Linked DNA regions of Homo sapiens: region 1 is linked to region 2. A link is a loop called in an ENCODE intact Hi-C map of the cell type or tissue named here. Cell type or tissue: PC-9. All regions are shown on one strand. Links, peaks and the distances in the headings refer to the core of each region. The heading gives the core; the rest is flanking DNA.

What was found. Hi-C counts contacts between places; a loop is a spot of excess contacts. Peaks named below come from ENCODE experiments on the same cell type or tissue, not always from the same donor. Only the 100,000 strongest peaks of a DNase experiment are listed, where the experiment ranks them.
Region 1: it touches region 2 in a loop (7-fold over the local background); 3 of 110 quality-filtered maps call a loop at or near these places.

Annotation. Positions count from the first base shown.
Region 1 is chr15:39,191,760-39,200,098 of GRCh38, reverse strand. All of the region lies in intron 1 of LOC105370777 (a long non-coding RNA gene), which reads left to right. Among named protein-coding and RNA genes, the nearest start is that of LINC02915, 55 kb to the left of the region's middle. In PC-9, for the core only: no CTCF peak of the experiment used is centred there; DNase peaks (open chromatin) are centred at 1,828, 3,858 and 8,038; H3K27ac peaks cover 3,017 bases.
Region 2 is chr15:39,400,777-39,409,115 of GRCh38, reverse strand. All of the region lies in intron 1 of LOC105370777 (a long non-coding RNA gene), which reads left to right. Among named protein-coding and RNA genes, the nearest start is that of LINC02915, 150 kb to the right of the region's middle. In PC-9, for the core only: no CTCF peak of the experiment used is centred there; DNase peaks (open chromatin) are centred at 4,135 and 5,155.

The sequences.
Region 1 (8,339 bases), core at 160-8,159, 210 kb after region 2:
AGAAAAGAAGCCAAACCTCATCCTCTAAAGCAATTATCCCAGAAAAAATTACATTCTCAGAATGTGGGGCTTAGTATATTGTCAAAAACTATGGCCCCAGATGCAATGTCAACATGAAGGGGAGGCTGAATGAGTCCTGGAATGGTAGATGGAAGAACCTCCTCCCAAACATATCCACATCCTAATCCCATGGACCCTGTCATACGTTACTTTGACTTTTCAGACATCATTAAGGATTTGAGATGGGCAGATTATCCTGGATTATCTAGAAAGGCTCCATATAATCACAAGGGTCCTTATAAGAGGAAGACAAGAGGGTCAGAGTTAGAGAGATTTACAGCTGCTACGCTACTTCCTTAAGGATGAATCAAGGAATACAGGTGGCCTCTAGAAGCTGGAAAAATCAAGGAGATGGATTTTCTCCTAGATGCTTCAGAAGGCCTGCAGCCCTGTCAACATCTTGATTTTAGCCTAGTAGATCCCACTTGGGACTTCTGACCTCCAGAAGTGTAAGATAATAAATTTGTGCTGTTTTAGGTCACTAAGTTCCTGGCAATTTGATACAGCAGCAAAAGAAAACTAATAATACAGTTGATTGAGAGCTTGTATTCTGGGGCAAATCCAGCCTGTATTCAGATCCCTGCTCAGCCACTAACTAAATATGTGGCCTTGCTGCCTACTAGCATAGGCTGAGGTCCCTGAATCACTAGCATGTGTGTGATAAGACAAGTGGCTTGTACTGTTTAGGGGAAAGACTTCACCATGAGATTCCCTGCATCCACTTAAGGCAGGCCTTTTCTAAGTCTCGTGCAATTGGTGTCTGCTGATGACATTCCTGCACATGTGACTTGGCTGAGCCCCAGGCTTTCTGAGTCCCCCAGCCACTACTTTGTCAAAGCTGAATTGTCCTGGTATTTTCCCTGAGTGTTACGTCTTTGTTGAGGGCAATGGAATCTTGCTTTAGGCTGTCACAATCTATAAAACAAACAACTACATATAAAAAACAGTCCATATAAAGCTACCACTGGACAAGCTGTAATTATCTGTCGGGGTTGAAATATTATGTCCTAAAGCCTAAGGCCCCTTTTCCAAGTCATAGAATTTTTAAAAAGCCAAGTGTGAAATTATAAAAAGCAACCTTATGAGCTAATAAAAGCCTCCGCAATCCACTAAGGTCAAAACATCTCTCTCATGCACACAAAAAAATCCAAAGCCCAGAACCGCTCAAGATCATTTAATGTTTGTTTTATTTTTCCCACTTCAGCCATTTGTTATGTTTCTCAGTGTTTCCAACCAATCCACCAAATGTTAGACTATTCTAAGGAAAGTCCTTTTTTTGTGGCCAAATTCAAACACAACTGAGAAATAAGACAAAGGAATAAGGCAATCATACACCAAAACATCATCTTTATTACCGATAAAGCTGAAGTTACAGGATGTGGCTTATATATGCTGTCAAGGGGTGAATGAACGGGACTCTGGTGAGAGGCCAGAAGTACAGTGATAATGTATGATCCTCCACATGGAAAGAGAGCAGCAGTTGCTAAAGCTTTCACCCATGACGGGGATAAAAGCCTGCCTTAGTCTGCTGTGGTAAAGAAGACTCAACTCAGGCAAGAAGTTACATACCCTGTTCAGGTGGATTAGGTGCAATGGTTTTGACTGACACACAGGCCACTTCAAATGGCTCAAGCACCCATCCCATGGACTTCCAGTCCTTCTGAAATCATCGTGTGAGATGAGTAAAAATGTTCCAGTGTAGTGGAAAGAAAGCTTTGTGATACCAGTCAGGTGATGATTATTTTTTTACTGTGGTGTGAGCAAGCAATGAATGCAAGAAGCAGCCCTTTAGGTATTGTTATGTAATTAACATGACTAATAAAGACATAAATCACAACTACCTGGAAGATCCTGTTGGAGGTGACACTGGATTAGCTATAGTATTTGCAGAACCCTCATGAACTATAAAAATAAAATAGCATAAAACTTATTCCTAAAGCTCATTTATAAGGTGAATTTTTGGCTTTTGTTCTTATTTGGGAAGAGACTTGCCTATTTTTACACAGAATTTGATTTTCTAGTTCACATTCATTTCATTGTGCAGTGAAGATATTAGCTGAAGTGTGAAGGTCAGTTTACGTGCAAATGCCTTAGCGTGGAAGTTTGTGGCAAGCTATGCAGGTGATGAGATTGTCAGTCCCCAAAGAGCCTGGAACAGGTTAGGATGGAGCTGCTAAGAGTGTGTTTACAGCTGACATGCTTCCTCTGGTAAATCTGGATCATGCTCACTCCAGAAAAGCACACTCCTCTGCTTTATAGGTTGTGCTTCTCAAGACTTCTGGGGTTATTTTCATTGTCAGCTATAGCTTGAAAGCTTAGTTATGACTTGCTGATCTGATGCCCTAGCCTATTTGTGTTCTCTGGTGATGTCTCAGAATAATTCATGCTGTTGGGCTTCCTGCATCTGAAACTCCTTGGTACATATGGGCTTGGCAATGGACAGAGCTCAGGTGTAACTGAAACCCCAGAAAGCTGCTTTTTTGCTGACATAAATCAAGGATGTTGATTTCGAAGAAAAAATTTGGATAGCTTAAAAGAAGTCCATCACCATCATTGAAAAGCCTAGACAACCTGTGTGTTCAACTGATACTCAGCCAGGAGCTGTCTCTCCAGGAATCCAAAAGAATTAAAAGGAAGCATTGTGCTATTTAGAATTATATTCAAAAAGCGTGAAGCCGCTACTTTAGATCTATAGAACCTTTAAAATTGTTGCAATATTTTAGGTTATATCTTTGTGTTCTTTCAAATGGGTGTAATATTTTAGATTTTATTATTACATTATTTGAAATGGTTGCCTTATTTTAGGTTTTTTTTTTTTTTTTTTTTTTTTTTTTCCCTGAGACGGAGTCTCGCTCTGTCGCCCAGGCTGGAGTACAGTGGTGCGATCTCGGCTCACTGCAAGCTCTGCCTCCCAGGTTCACGCCATTCTCCTGCCTCAGCCTCCCAAGTAGCTGGGACTATAGGCACCCGCCACCATGTCCGGCTAATTTTTTGTATTTTTTTTTAGTAGAGACGGGGTTTCACCGTGTTAGCTAGGATGGTCTCCATCTGCTGACCTCGCGATCCACCCGCCTCGGCCTCCCAAAGCGCTGGGATTACAGGCGTGAGCCACCGTGCCCAGCCCCTATTTTAGGTTTTATCTGTTTATTCACTTCCATTTTTTTCCCCAGGGAGGATTGCTGGTGATGCAGATTCCTTGTGAAAATTACTGATTTCACTATAGTAATAGTGAAATAGTAATCCTTTCACTATAGGAAAGGATGAGTTTTGATGATCATTTCCTGTGCTTGGGGTACTACTTCTTTATTTATTCTTGGGAATTTTTTTTGTATAGTATCCTCAGAATCCAATAGAACTAGCATTTTAAACAGCAGTGCAAATGTAACAGCAAGTGCTGAAACCAACCAGGTTGAAATTCCACAGCTTCTTCATCTCACCAATGACAATTTGATTTTACTTCAAAGTGGCCATGGCTCTTGCGGTAACATACTACTTCGAAGGCTGGTTTTGTGTACCATGATCTCCAACTGCTTCAAATGAGCACCTATTGCTGTCACCCCACCCAGATGTACCTTAGTGTGCTGGAAACCTGTGCTCATTTCTTAGATATGGAGGTGTTTGTGGACTGAATCATTCTGACTAGTTACTCTCCATCTGGTGCTTTGTCTATTTCGTTTCCTCTTTTGGTTCAGTCTGGAACAAGGCCAAGAAACCAAAGTTCTTCTCTGGAAAGGACTTTCTCTGCCATGGCAGGGAGGAATGGGTATGTCTTCATATAGTGCCTGGGGGCAGCAGGATATCCTGGCAGGGTGTGTGGCTGTCCCTTCCAGGGAAATAGCTATGGGTTTGTTCTCTACACCCAGAGTTGGAGAATGGCTAATCACACAAAAATTTGAAATAGTTACTAAAGAGAGAGACATTACTTTGGGTGGCTCATAAGAAGTTGCCGTTATTATTCGAGAATAGTGTCTTGGACTGACTCATCATGGCTTTAGAGCTTGGGTTAAAGTGTCTGCCCAGCACAGTGCTACCCTAAGCATAGTGCTTAGTGTTGCTCCCTTAGAAATTCTTCCCTCAAAGCATCCTGGGGGTCAGCTCAGCCTCAAGTCACTTTGGGACCTCAGGGACAGATTTTGGGGGGTGGTAAGAAATGGCAACCAGGTTGGGTGTAGGATGACCCCTGAGAAAAGCAGTCAGAAGTCCAGAATATTATATCCCAAAGCACTGGAAATCAGGCTGACTTCACTGTTTTTGTTCCTGGACTATGGTCAGGTAAGTAGGGATTGGTGGAAAGGGTTCTTGCAGCAAGAATACTGAAAATTAAATGAATTATGGCTTTGTGGATCTATATAGATAGAACTCCAATTGGAGATCCAGGTGAGGGGTCTGCCATAAACCAAGGTATCTGACAAACAGGCAAGGCCCTAGGCGAGACTCTGGACTCAGCAGGGAAAACCAGAGCCTGAAGCAGGTACACCAGGCTGAAATCAAACCGACAAGGAGAACACAATAGGGCAGTAAAGGAAAGCTTGACTCAGTTTGTGCATGGGTTCCCATGCCTCATCCCTGGGACTAGGTAGAGTAGGGCTCCTCAAACTCAGCGCTGTGAACAGCTGGGGCTGGACAGTACTCTGTTGGTGGGGGGTTACCCTCTGCATTGTAGGGTATTTAATGACATTCCTCACCTTTACCCACTAGGTGCTATTAATTAATATTCCCTCAGCTGTGACAACCATAGATGTCTCCAGACATTGACAAATATCTCTGGGTGGAAAAAGTTGCCCTAATTGGAAACCATTAGTTGACAGCAAAAGACTAATTCCTGTCAGCACTGACTGGTGGGACCACTTTCTTGATCAGAATTGGTTCAGGAATAGGCACAGTTGAATCTGTCAATTAAGGCTCTCTGGATCTGCAGACAAGCAGGGCTAGTACTTGACAGAAACTGTCCAAAGACCTTTAGCACTAAAATGAGAAAAACCATTAAGTGTTGGAGAGGAGAAGGCTATCATTGTGTTTGGAGTTAAGAAGAGGGTGGAGAAGGAAGATGAAGATGTCAGGGTGAAGTTAGGTCTATAAGTCTGAGCCAAGTTGAGAGCTTATGGTAGAGGCCACGCCTGCTCCATTGGGCTTGTCTAGACCAAGACCTATTATTCAGAACCCCCAGTCCTTGCCATTTGGTGCACTTTGGTATCCAAATCCTACATTTTGATAGAGCACTGAGCAAAGGCCTAGGTGGATCTTTGATGATGAAGTCCGTGCTTGTCACTCCAACTTGATGATCCACTCTCTTCCATATGGCTGTCTGGTTCATTATGAGAAGGCTTACAGGAGGCTACAATGGCAACTTTCCAGCAATATGAATGCTTTGAAGGCTCAGATGAACTCTGTTAAGAGAAGAATGCCCAGCAAGGTCCAGGATAATGTTTATGCTGAATCTTGTCCAAGTTTCTCTTCCTGGGAAAGATATTAGCTGACTCTGGAGCTAAGTCTAAGTTGAGGCCAGTGAGACCTGTCCTGTAGCTTCATCCCCATAACAATGGTTGATACTGGCTTTATTCATGGCTTCCTATCTACTGTTTCCAGAGATGATCTTTCACAGTCTTCAATAAGCCTTCAACTCTCAGGAATTTTACCATTTCTAAATTCAGGATTTCTGCTATTTCCTGTGGTTATATTGGCCCTATAAACAGCACATCTTTCTTTTCAGTGAAGAAATTAAATGTCACATAGTCTGCTCTGAGAAAAGAGCCAAGTTCAGGGCAGAGACTACCTTCCTGGGTACCCCCCAAGAAGGAGTCTTGATCACTTCTCTAAACATGCCCTGGATGTTCCCAGAGCTCATGAAAACGCTGCTCTCCAGTGGTGCTAGCAGCTCTGATGAAGGCTAAGTCCAAGCTCTGAATTCAGGAGAGCAGAGCTGCCTCCTGCTCCCACCACCGTGGTTCTCAGGCAGTAATGGTGAGCATGGCATTTAAGCACAGTATGTGGCAGATGGCAGGAATTTAATGCATAATTTTGTTTGTAAATTGAAAATGAAGTAGTGTTCCTTATAAGACTTCAGGGTATTGGGAGCTTTAGGTAATTGCAAATGAATTTCATGGGGCTTTGCATGGGGTTAAGTTTCTTTCTACCTTCTAAGAAGATCCATAGCAGCACAAGCTGACTTTTCTTAACTGAGATCAGGAAGTCATCAACTAACAAACAGGGCGGCGGCATTTAGCCTCTGCTGTGTACTATCTTTATGTTTGTTTGTTTGATCCCTAGGATACAGTACTATTTAGTTAGAGGAAAACATTTTTTCTACTTGAATATGTTTTTATCAGGTTTCTGATCCATTAGGCATTCTCTTCTTACTGATAAACATTTGCAGGCAGATTGTAAAACTACATTTGGAGGGGCAATGGGGGTAGAAATTTGCTTAAATTTTGTGCATTCCTTATTTTTGTACTCTCAAAATTTCCTACACTCTAGATTTACTTAGAGTTTATTTTATATATTTACATGCCTATATTTTCTTTAAGTAATTTTTTTGTATTGGTTTGAAGAGTGTGTATGAAAGGGAGGGGGAGAGATAAAGACACACAGAGAGGGTTTTGCTTTCAGTGCCTCAAAAGGCTTAACTTGGTTATTCAGGAATGATCTCAATTTTGTTTTGCACATATTTCACTCTGAATTTTATCCAGAAATTTAAGGTTACAATAACTCTTCTGTGGTTAAAAGCTGTTTTAATTCTAGGAATCTCAGTCTGAATATACTTTAAGGAAAGAAAAAGTCTAATATATTTGGTACTGAACACTTAGGTCCTAATTTTCTGTTCTGCCCTTATGCATTATGCAATATTTTCAGTGGGTTGGCGTTCTGCTTGGTGACCTTTGAAACATGCAGGCACCATCTTGAAATGAGGACCAACAGAAGTTCTGTCTTTCCTGTTTACTGTGCTCGCTTTCCAGGACTTCTTCCTGACAGTGTGTCTCAAACCCTGAAGGTTGACAATGAACACTCATAGAAAAAAAGATAGAAATTTGTTTGTGGAAGTGGGTATCTGAAGGGTTGCGGTTGATAAATTATTGCAAAATGGTGAGGAGATTATCTGAAATCGATCAAAAGTTATAACGATGGTTGTGGATGGGTGTGGCCCATCACACACATGGTGAACTACACTAGCTGGTAGGCGTCTCAGGTTTGTGAATGTGTGGATTTTGTGGATCCCACATAGCTCAATTCAGCTGAGTGCAGTTTCCTGGGTTCATCTAATACTTTTTGCAGATAAAATTGCAGAGAGTAAACTTGGCATTTACATTATGCTCAAATTGTTTCCTGATATTTCACTTACACTGAAACGAATGCAGTTTCAAAATAAGAATTTATAGCTAAACCAAGCGTATAACTATGATGATCACAGCTAACATATCTTGAGCCCTTGTTATGTGCCAGGCACAATTCCAAGCTTTTGACATGTATTAATTAACTCATTAAGTCCCGTTAGCAACTCTTGAAGTAGGTACTATTGTAACCCTTATTTGTAGATGAGTACACTGAGCCACAGAGGGGTGAAACAACTTGTCCAGGTTCATAGAACTACATGGGCAAGACTCCAGCTCCTGTTTTATTCACTCTGCTCTTCCTCCCTCTCTATTGAAAGGAAAGTAACTACTTTTGGATGCTAAACCTCAACTTTACAGAGTAGCAAAAACTATCAGATGTTCTTGGCCTATCATTTGCCACCTGATATTAATAGGAAAATGTCTTAACTCCTTCCAGCCAGCAGAACACTCACTGAATATGACTTAAGGGGATTGATGATGGAGGAACTGTCTAAGCTATGTCAGAAGAATCCAATGTGTTAACTCACTTTTTGCTTTAGTCTCCTTTCTTTCCAGGGCAAGATTTTCACTATGTGCTAATGGAAAGCAGTGGGCAGGGGAAGGGCAAATAAATGACTACACAAAGGTACATACCTGTACTTGGCCAGGGTGGATCTATATTTGGTAAGATTAAGCCCTATTGTATTTTCATGTCTAACAGTTACAGAATTGAAACTTGTCCCTCAGGACAGGAATTTGCTATCTACATTCCAACATTCCTTGTCTTCTGAGCAAAACCACTGCATTGATGTCATCTAATCCTCTTGTTTTTATATTTTCCCTCTTAGCTTGGTACTGTCTCCTTTCTTCTCTGGCCATTCTACCACACTATAATGGAAGGTTTTTGTTTTGTTTTGCTTCATTTTGTCTCCCCCACTCCTTTTAATTTGTCTTTGCTGGTGAGGGTAGTGG
Region 2 (8,339 bases), core at 284-8,283:
GAATCATTAGCTATGATAATAAACAGAGCTGGGAAAAAATAGAAGGTAACTTTAAGATACAGCATGACTACATTAATAAGCTCACTACTTCGTATAAATTCAAAGAGCTCCTAGGTAGACTAAGTTCTTCAGAAATAGGACTCATTTCCATTTGTTTGGACCAGTGTAGATTCAGTGATTTAAACATTTTTTTCCTTCTAAACAGTCCTCACATCTGATATCCCAGTTACATATTTGTCCTTTTTTAGCATTATCATCCAAGGTATTTAATTTTTAAAAACTATACATAAGAAAAGATGATCTCTACAACCATGATTAGATGATCACTTGGATAATCTAAGGGCTGCCCAACTATGAGACTTTATAAGTCTCAACCCTTATGTAGTACCATTAGTTGGTATATTCAATCATAGCAATTATTATACCCATTTTATAGAAAAGCACACTGAGATGTAAAGAGGTAAAGTAATACCTCACAGTGCAAGTTTGAATATTTCTTAAGTGATATTCATACTGAAGTTTACCTGATAACAACATCATTTTCTTAAATACAATACTGCCCATGCCAGTGGAAATTATAAAACCCTCAAAAACTCTCAAACAGTTCAAAATAGCAATATAATCTTAAGTCACAAAATGATAGGGATTTAGAATAACATAACATATTTCATATAATACCTGGAGATAAGGATGTGGCGTTGCATAGAGGTAGACAAACCAAATAATATCAAGATTTTTCAATAATGTTGTCTTTTATTACTTTAGGAACAAATTGACAACCACAAATTACAGGCTAAGAAGAATAAGCAGTTCATTTTAGCATTGTCATTTAATAAAACTAACAATTTTGTCACATTAAAATATACGTTACTTCTGTTGTATTTGGCCATACATTGATGGGTGTATGGTTATATTTAGTATTGCAATGGTTACATTTAGTATTACTTTTATAGAAAAAAAATAGAACTTTTTTCCCCCATTGTTTAGTCCACTGGTACTAATAACTTGTCTCATCATGAATAATTTTCCCTGATGCTGCGTTCTTTTTCTTTGTTATCATCAACATGTATATGATCACACTCAGATTCTAGATCTTACTCCCAGTAAGGTTCTCTTGTCCTTGATCTTGGCTTTCTTTTCCTTGAGCAGGCCTGGGGCTTTTTGTACCCCATGCTAATGCTTCAAGCTGCCTGGTCTTCTACTGAGTTGGAGCATGCCCAATATTGTGATGCAGGCATAATTTCAAATATTCTTTCAGGTTTTTTTTAGATTATGGGTCAGCCCATGGATCTCGTGCAGAAAACTAGAGTCACCATATCAGATTGGTTTAGTCCTAGAGAACTAGATGATCAGGAACCTTAGAAGCTGAGCTTCCCTAAGGAATAATGTTGTAAGGAAAGCCCGTTACCCTTTTTGAGGGAATTGGGTTGCCCTATACTGGGATAGTGGCCTCAGGAAGGGTAAAGGGCTCAGTCAGAGGGAGCCCTGCACCCTGAGTCTGGCCATGCAGGAGCAGGAAGATAGAAACAGGCCAGGCAACTCCTTGTTCCTTTCACGTAAGCATTCTGTCACTTCTTGTTGCACTCCAACCCCTAGACCACAGGGCACTGGAAAAGTTTGTATAGGTAGTTTTGGTTTAAAACCAGTTTTAGGCGTAGTGCGGTGTTAAGGATATGAAGACCTCTCTGCCTCTCACTGAACTCTCCTGCCAGAAATCTCCCCATCTGTTTTCTATTGTCTGAAATTCCTTAAACATATGTCTTAAATTGCACAAGATTAAAGACTTAAACATGCAAATATGGTAAATGATGAGTCTTTTGTTGAATTTGGGAAGGAGACTGGAAAGAGAACTTTGGAGATATAGAAACAAATGCCTGACCTTTGCAATGTTCTTTGGGCTAGTACTACCTATTTTTATCTTGCTGAGAACCTCTGTGTAGCAACCAGGTTTTTTTTGTAGAATGTTTCTTCACTTTCTGAACCTCCAATGACAAGTCATCACCATCTATCATGATGCTCTTTTCCAACAGTGATTTCTGTTGTCATCAGTGAATATATCTGACACATTGTATTATTCATATGTTCTTTCTAAAGGTCCAGTTAGATGACTTGTATTATCTCTGATAGGTGACAATGGAACTTAAAGCACCAGCCAAGTAAATCTGGTGAGGGGGCAATTGGGGTATCATCTAGGAAGCTGAGACAAAAATGAGGGAAAAGAGGGACACTGTCTTACGTTATATGAATTAGCTGCATGTTTTGGGTTGAACTTAGCATTTTATTTATTTGAGCGTTAATACACTTAAAAATACCCATTTCAGTGCCTGTTATATTCTAGAAATTGTACTTGGTGCTAGATTTACAACAGAACAAGAAAGATGTGGTTCCTCTTTGCATAGAGCCATGGTCTAGTGGCTAGAAGTGTAGCCACAAGAGACCACGAGATCATCTAGTACAAACCACCTCATTTTACGTATTAGAAAATGGAAGCACTGAGATGGGAAGGAAATCGCCCTTTGTTACAGCTGATGAGTAGCAGAGCCAGAATTCTAACTTGGCTCTTAGGACTCACAGCCCAATTACCTGGTTAAATTAACAAAGTGAATTAATGCAGGTCTGCAGACATTACGGCTACAACCCCCTCAACAGTCTCCTGTCTGTGGCCTAAAAGTCTCTGCCCTTCCCCTAGCCTCACAGATACCAGATAGGGACATAAATATCAAGGTGAATTTTAGCTGTGATGTTAAATTAGATCATATTCCTGTGTGATGAAGAAGCAGAGTGATGGAGCATTGTTCCCTTTGGGTGAAAGTCGTCTTCTCCCTCTACCCCTCAGTGCATTTCTGGGCCTGCCTGGGCAGAGAATTTTGGCCAACTACTGGATTTTTGTTAAAAATGATAATTAAAGAGGGAGCAGGAAGGGAGTACGTTCCAATATGATCCAGAAGAGTCAGCACTTGCTCTGGATAATAAATTCTTTATGCTTCAGGTTATTACTTAACCTGTGTTTCAGGTTCCCTTCTGGAATCAATAAAGGGACATTCTCAATCTGTGGATTTAATGACTGACTTCTTGCTTATAGAGCTAATACGTTAGAACCACAGGAAGGTAGGTGGTGGTCTGGAATCATCCACAGTGTGTACGCTCCTGCTCTTTGTAGGACTCTTGCAGGCAACTTTTAACCTTCTTTCAAGATTGTCTTTAATAGAGATCCATATTTCTGGAATTTTCTAGAAAATAAGAGTTTTAAGAATGTAGTGGGAGTTTTTAGACTGGTTTTATATGACATTGGACATGCATTTTAATATGGAATGCTGGGGTTGTTCCTGTAGGCCTCCCAAAGTCACAAAAAGAAGCATCCTTCCTCAAGGCTCCCGACACATTTCATTGATGGTCTTAGCCTGTGTGTGGTGCCCACCCTATGGTGAACCCAGGGCTCCTGCAATGACTCGACTGCAGCTGCCATTCTCTTCCTTTCTCTCCCATTCAAGGAAGCATATGACCATGTTTCCCAAACTTGTTTTACCTGGAACCTTTTATTTTTTTTCAGGGATTCCCTATTAATAATTCGTGGCACTATTCTGTAGAATAAAACTTGGGAAACAGTGACATATAGACAGGAAAATGAGTGAATGCAATGATGTTGCAGGGCTAATCTCACCACAGTTCAATTTATTAAAGCAAAATGTGTAATTCCTCAAATTCTGTACTTTAATTTGTATTGATAATCCAGCGCTGGAGTTAACATAGATTTCAGGAGTGAACAGAATGCTGGTTCTATTCCCTTGGTTCTGGCTTGAGAAGGGGCTGAAGAAAATGGTGAGCCCACTCAACTGAGGGTAGTGTCTACTTCTGCCCCAGAGAATTTGTCCCAGGGAGGATGCAGCTCAGAACAGCAGGTTTTTCTTAAGTGTGTACTTTCATTGATGCCTCATTTCTGGTCAGCGTGAGGGGAAAAGCGGCAAAAAGATAGTCACTCAAGTTAGTCATGTTGGGAAACTTATCTGTTTTAGGCAGTGGTTCCTCTCAGCAAGGGGTGGAAGATATGTGGTCCAGCCTCAGGCTAAAGCCGTTTCCCAGTACTATCACTAATACTAGTCCTGTGCTATTTCCAGCTCCAGCTCGTCATTTGTCTATTGGCTTGCGAAACTACCATCTAAGAGGGCAAAAGCATTTCTACTGCCTTGGGCCATTTCCTTCTGACATTCTTTACTGATGACCTCTGAAGCAGCTATGATCACTTCTTGGCATGTCAGACCATCATCTATTGGCTCTTTGTCTCACCAGAAACAGGCCAGCCCCAGCTGGTCCAAGCAATATGAGTGTGGGTTAACTTCAGGGATACAGGGTCCTGGGCTGGTTCCCAGCTGGTCTGCATTTAACAAAGCAAAATTGGGAGTTGTGATGATCTGGAGGTGTTCTGAAGGGGTGAACTGGTGGAATTACAAATTACTTAGTTCATTCCCTGCCCTCTAGTAGAAATGAATCTAAACTAATCCAGACTGGTAAGAAGGATAGACACAGTATTAAAGGCCTATTGCAAAGAAGATGCTATAGCTACTTTCCTTCATTTTGGTGACCCCAAACTTTGATGTTTCTTGGTGATGGAAGAACCATGACTGTCCCTCTTCCATAGAATTTTCCTTAGGGTCCACTGAATTCATGTACACATGCACACGCACACACACACACTCACACAGTTTACTATTACCATTAGGGACTGTGGTGCATGTGGCTGTGTGCTGAGGGAAGAAAAAAAATGCATAATAGCCTGCCTCCAAAAAAATGTATCAGATATAAAACATATGCAAAGACACATATGATAAGAACCATGTGAGTATGGACCATGAGTTAGATTTATGAGTGTGGGGTATTGTGAAGGAGGTGCATCTGCAGCTGAGAATCACAATACAACAACAACAACAACTACTACTACTACTTTTTAACATTTATTAAACAGTTGCTAAATTCCTGGTATGGTTTTAAATACCTTGACACACTCTTCTAAGTGCTTCATATATGTGTTTAATCATCACATTCCTCGAAGGAAGACAGAGGAGGAAATTGAAGCATTTAAGTAACTTGCCCAAGGTCACACAGCTGCCTAAGGGTGGAACTAGATTTAAATCCAAAGCAGTCAGGTTGCACAGCCTTGCTCCTGTCTCCCAAGTATGCTGTCAATAATCGAGGAATTTCAATATGCACAGAGAAGAGCAAAGGCTTTCCTGCTGAGAACAGACTGGTCAGTAAAGGAGTAGGGGTAGTAACGTTTTAGATGGGAGCAGCCTGGCTTGTGGGTGCTTAGTGTAGTGATTGGCACAATGCCTGGAATGGAGTAAGTGCTTGTTTGTTGAATTATAGGAATTTGAGTTATTGACTGAATGGCTAGAGAGAGATAATGTTAGAGAAGTAGGCTGTTATCAAATTGTGTAGGGTTTTGAATTTCAGCTTAAGTGGTTTAAACTTAGTACTGTGGATGATATCTTCTCTACAATGCTGGATTTCTGAAGAGGCCAACACACTAGTCTATAAATGTGCTATTCTATACATTCTTCTTTGCATTTTCTCTTTTTCAGTGCTTTGTATACAATTGCTAGAAAAAAATGGAAACCATGCTAATCGAGCCTATTACCAAATGCTTGCTAAATTTTGCTATTTAACTATAGAAGTTATATGTTAGCTTTAACTTGACAAGTCAGTCTTTGCTTGTGATGCCCATAGCCCCTTCTAAATATATGCTAATGGACAAGTCTTTAGGTAACCCAGTTATATATGGTGTGACCCTACTCTCTCTGGCTTCTGTGGGCATCATGACATGACAATGCACTTGCTTTTTAAATATCAAGAATATGGAAGCATTAGCAGTGGATGTAGAAACTGGAAGATTATGCTGAAGAGAATAGTCAAAGAGGACACAAAGAACTACATGTATAGTGAAATTATGAGGGAGTAGAGGTAATACATAGGGAGAAATTATTTTATGTATCTTGAGCCCAGACGTTTTGATTTCAAATTCAGTTCTGGATGCTTCCTGAAATTTTCTATAAAGTTAAAAGTCCTCCCACCCCTTTTCAATATTCATTCTCCTTGACTTTTCTGCTGCATTTTACATAATTGCTTGTTCACTTTTTTTGGAAACCCTTTCTACTGAAATGCGATATTCTCCTGGGTCTTCCCCCTTCCGCTACTGCCCCTATTCTCTTCTTAAGCACCTTTCCTTCTATGCTCAAGCCTTTGATGAAACACATTTCTTTTCTGACTTTCCCTCTGCATAATGTTATCCATGGCCAGGCTTTAAACCCTCATCACTTTTCATATGTGCCCCAAAGTATGCAGACAACAGAGACATCTTTTCCAAGCTATCATGGGAGGGCTCCCATTTCTAGTTCTTTGCACAGTGCTTCCAACTGGATAACACTAAATCAAGAACGTTCCATGTAGTTCCGTGGATGCCCCCTTGGTTCAAGACTTTATTACCTTTTACCTGGCATCTTTATTCCCAAAGGATTTTATATGCTGCTGCCAGATGAATCCTTAAATCACAGCTGTGATTCTGTCACTGAAGATTTTGGGTCCTAAATCTTCAGTGACTCCTGATCTACCAGAAAAAATTTACATTCCTTAACATCATACTTCAGTGCATCTTCAATATGGTTCCACCAGACGATGCCAGAATATCTATGTGTTGATGCTTTTGCAAGTAGAATCCTTCCTATTCCTCCTGTAGCTTTTGAAATTCTATTGGTTTTCTCCAAATTTCCAGAGTGCTGCCTCTTTGATAAAGCATCAGCCATTCTAAGTGGAATTGATATATCTTTTTTCCAAATGTCATGAGGTTATTATTATTTTTTGTTGTTGTTTGTAATTCAGTTAAGGCAATATTATAAGCTTATTGAATATTTATTTTACTTTCCCTGTGATAGCACTAATTTGAATTTGGCTGTTATACAGTTGTCAAAGCTCCCTATGTATGGCCTGCTTGCTCTCAAACCCTGGCCTTTCCCTGCTCTGTTCTGTATCACAGGGGCCGACCTTAGGGCTAAGCTGCCCAGACTTTTGTGTCAACTGGTTTCGCACCGGGTGGTAACAATGGCAGGTGCTAGCATGAGAAACCAGGGTCTTCTCCCACTCCCTTCTGGCTTTTGGAAGCTGTGTCAATGGAGCTGTATCTCTTTTGAGACTCCACCTTGCAGCTGACAGTTCCAGCCTCTAATGGTGGTCCCTGCCCTTGGGTTCTGGGAGCACAGTCTCCTGTTTTCCTGCCTAGGGATGACAGTGGCACCTGCTCTTGTTTATTTCTGGGCTCCTTGTTCTTGCAACACATGTATAATCAATTCCCATATATTAAATTTCTTTTATTTTGAAATACAAATGGTTTCTGCTTTTCTAGGATAGGTGATGATGAATGCACTCCCCTTCTAATTTTCACACCAGATGCTGTCTTATTCTTACACATGTGCCATGGTGCCTGGTTCTGTGATTTGCATACTGTAGGTGCCAAAAAATATTCAATAAATTCATAAGTGGAGGAATATTGCTGTTTAAAAATAGCTGTTAATTTTTAGAGAAATTACTCAGAAAAACTTAGGAGGCACTAACTATATTAGTTGCCAAGGAGCAATACCAAAAAAACAAAAAATTGAAGACAACATCCCTGTCATCGAATATTTAAAAGGCTACTGGAAGATTTAAAAAGGACATTCAATTTTGCAATAGAAAATTTAGTGGACTGGAAAATATCTACTTAAAATATTTCTTTGTCATGTTTTCTTTTCCTGAGCATTGAGGAATGCTTGTGAAGTTACGGGGCTTGAATTGTTCTTAAAATTAGCTATCCAGTGTCTTTTTCTAATCCCAAATATCGGTATTCTCCACTTTGGCCCTAGGAGATTAGGAGGGTGTTAAAATGGTTACTGTGTTACATATTACATTGATTTTGAGTGTTTTATTTCTTGAGGTCCTTGAACCAACAAGAACTCATGTGTTCTCTGAGTCACTGTCATCGCCACTGCTCTGTAGGTTTCCCACTCCCAAGAGCTGCGATAACAGGGATGACTATACAGCAATGTGTGGGTTGCAGCTGGAGTAACAAGCCAGCACTTTCAGACCCATCCTCATGGCAAAGGAAGGTGGATTTGTGCTTTAAGTTATTAATGGAATTCCCTACTCTGCCTTTGGACTGACTCATGGCCTTGAACCTTCTCTCCCCGTTTTAATTTCCTCACTCTTAAGAAAGTACACGAGTGATGGAAAGAATTCTGTTAGAAAATGACTTGATAGAATACAGAATGAGCTCCGAGGGAGGGAGAATTTAACCACTGCCATAGATAGGTGCTGCC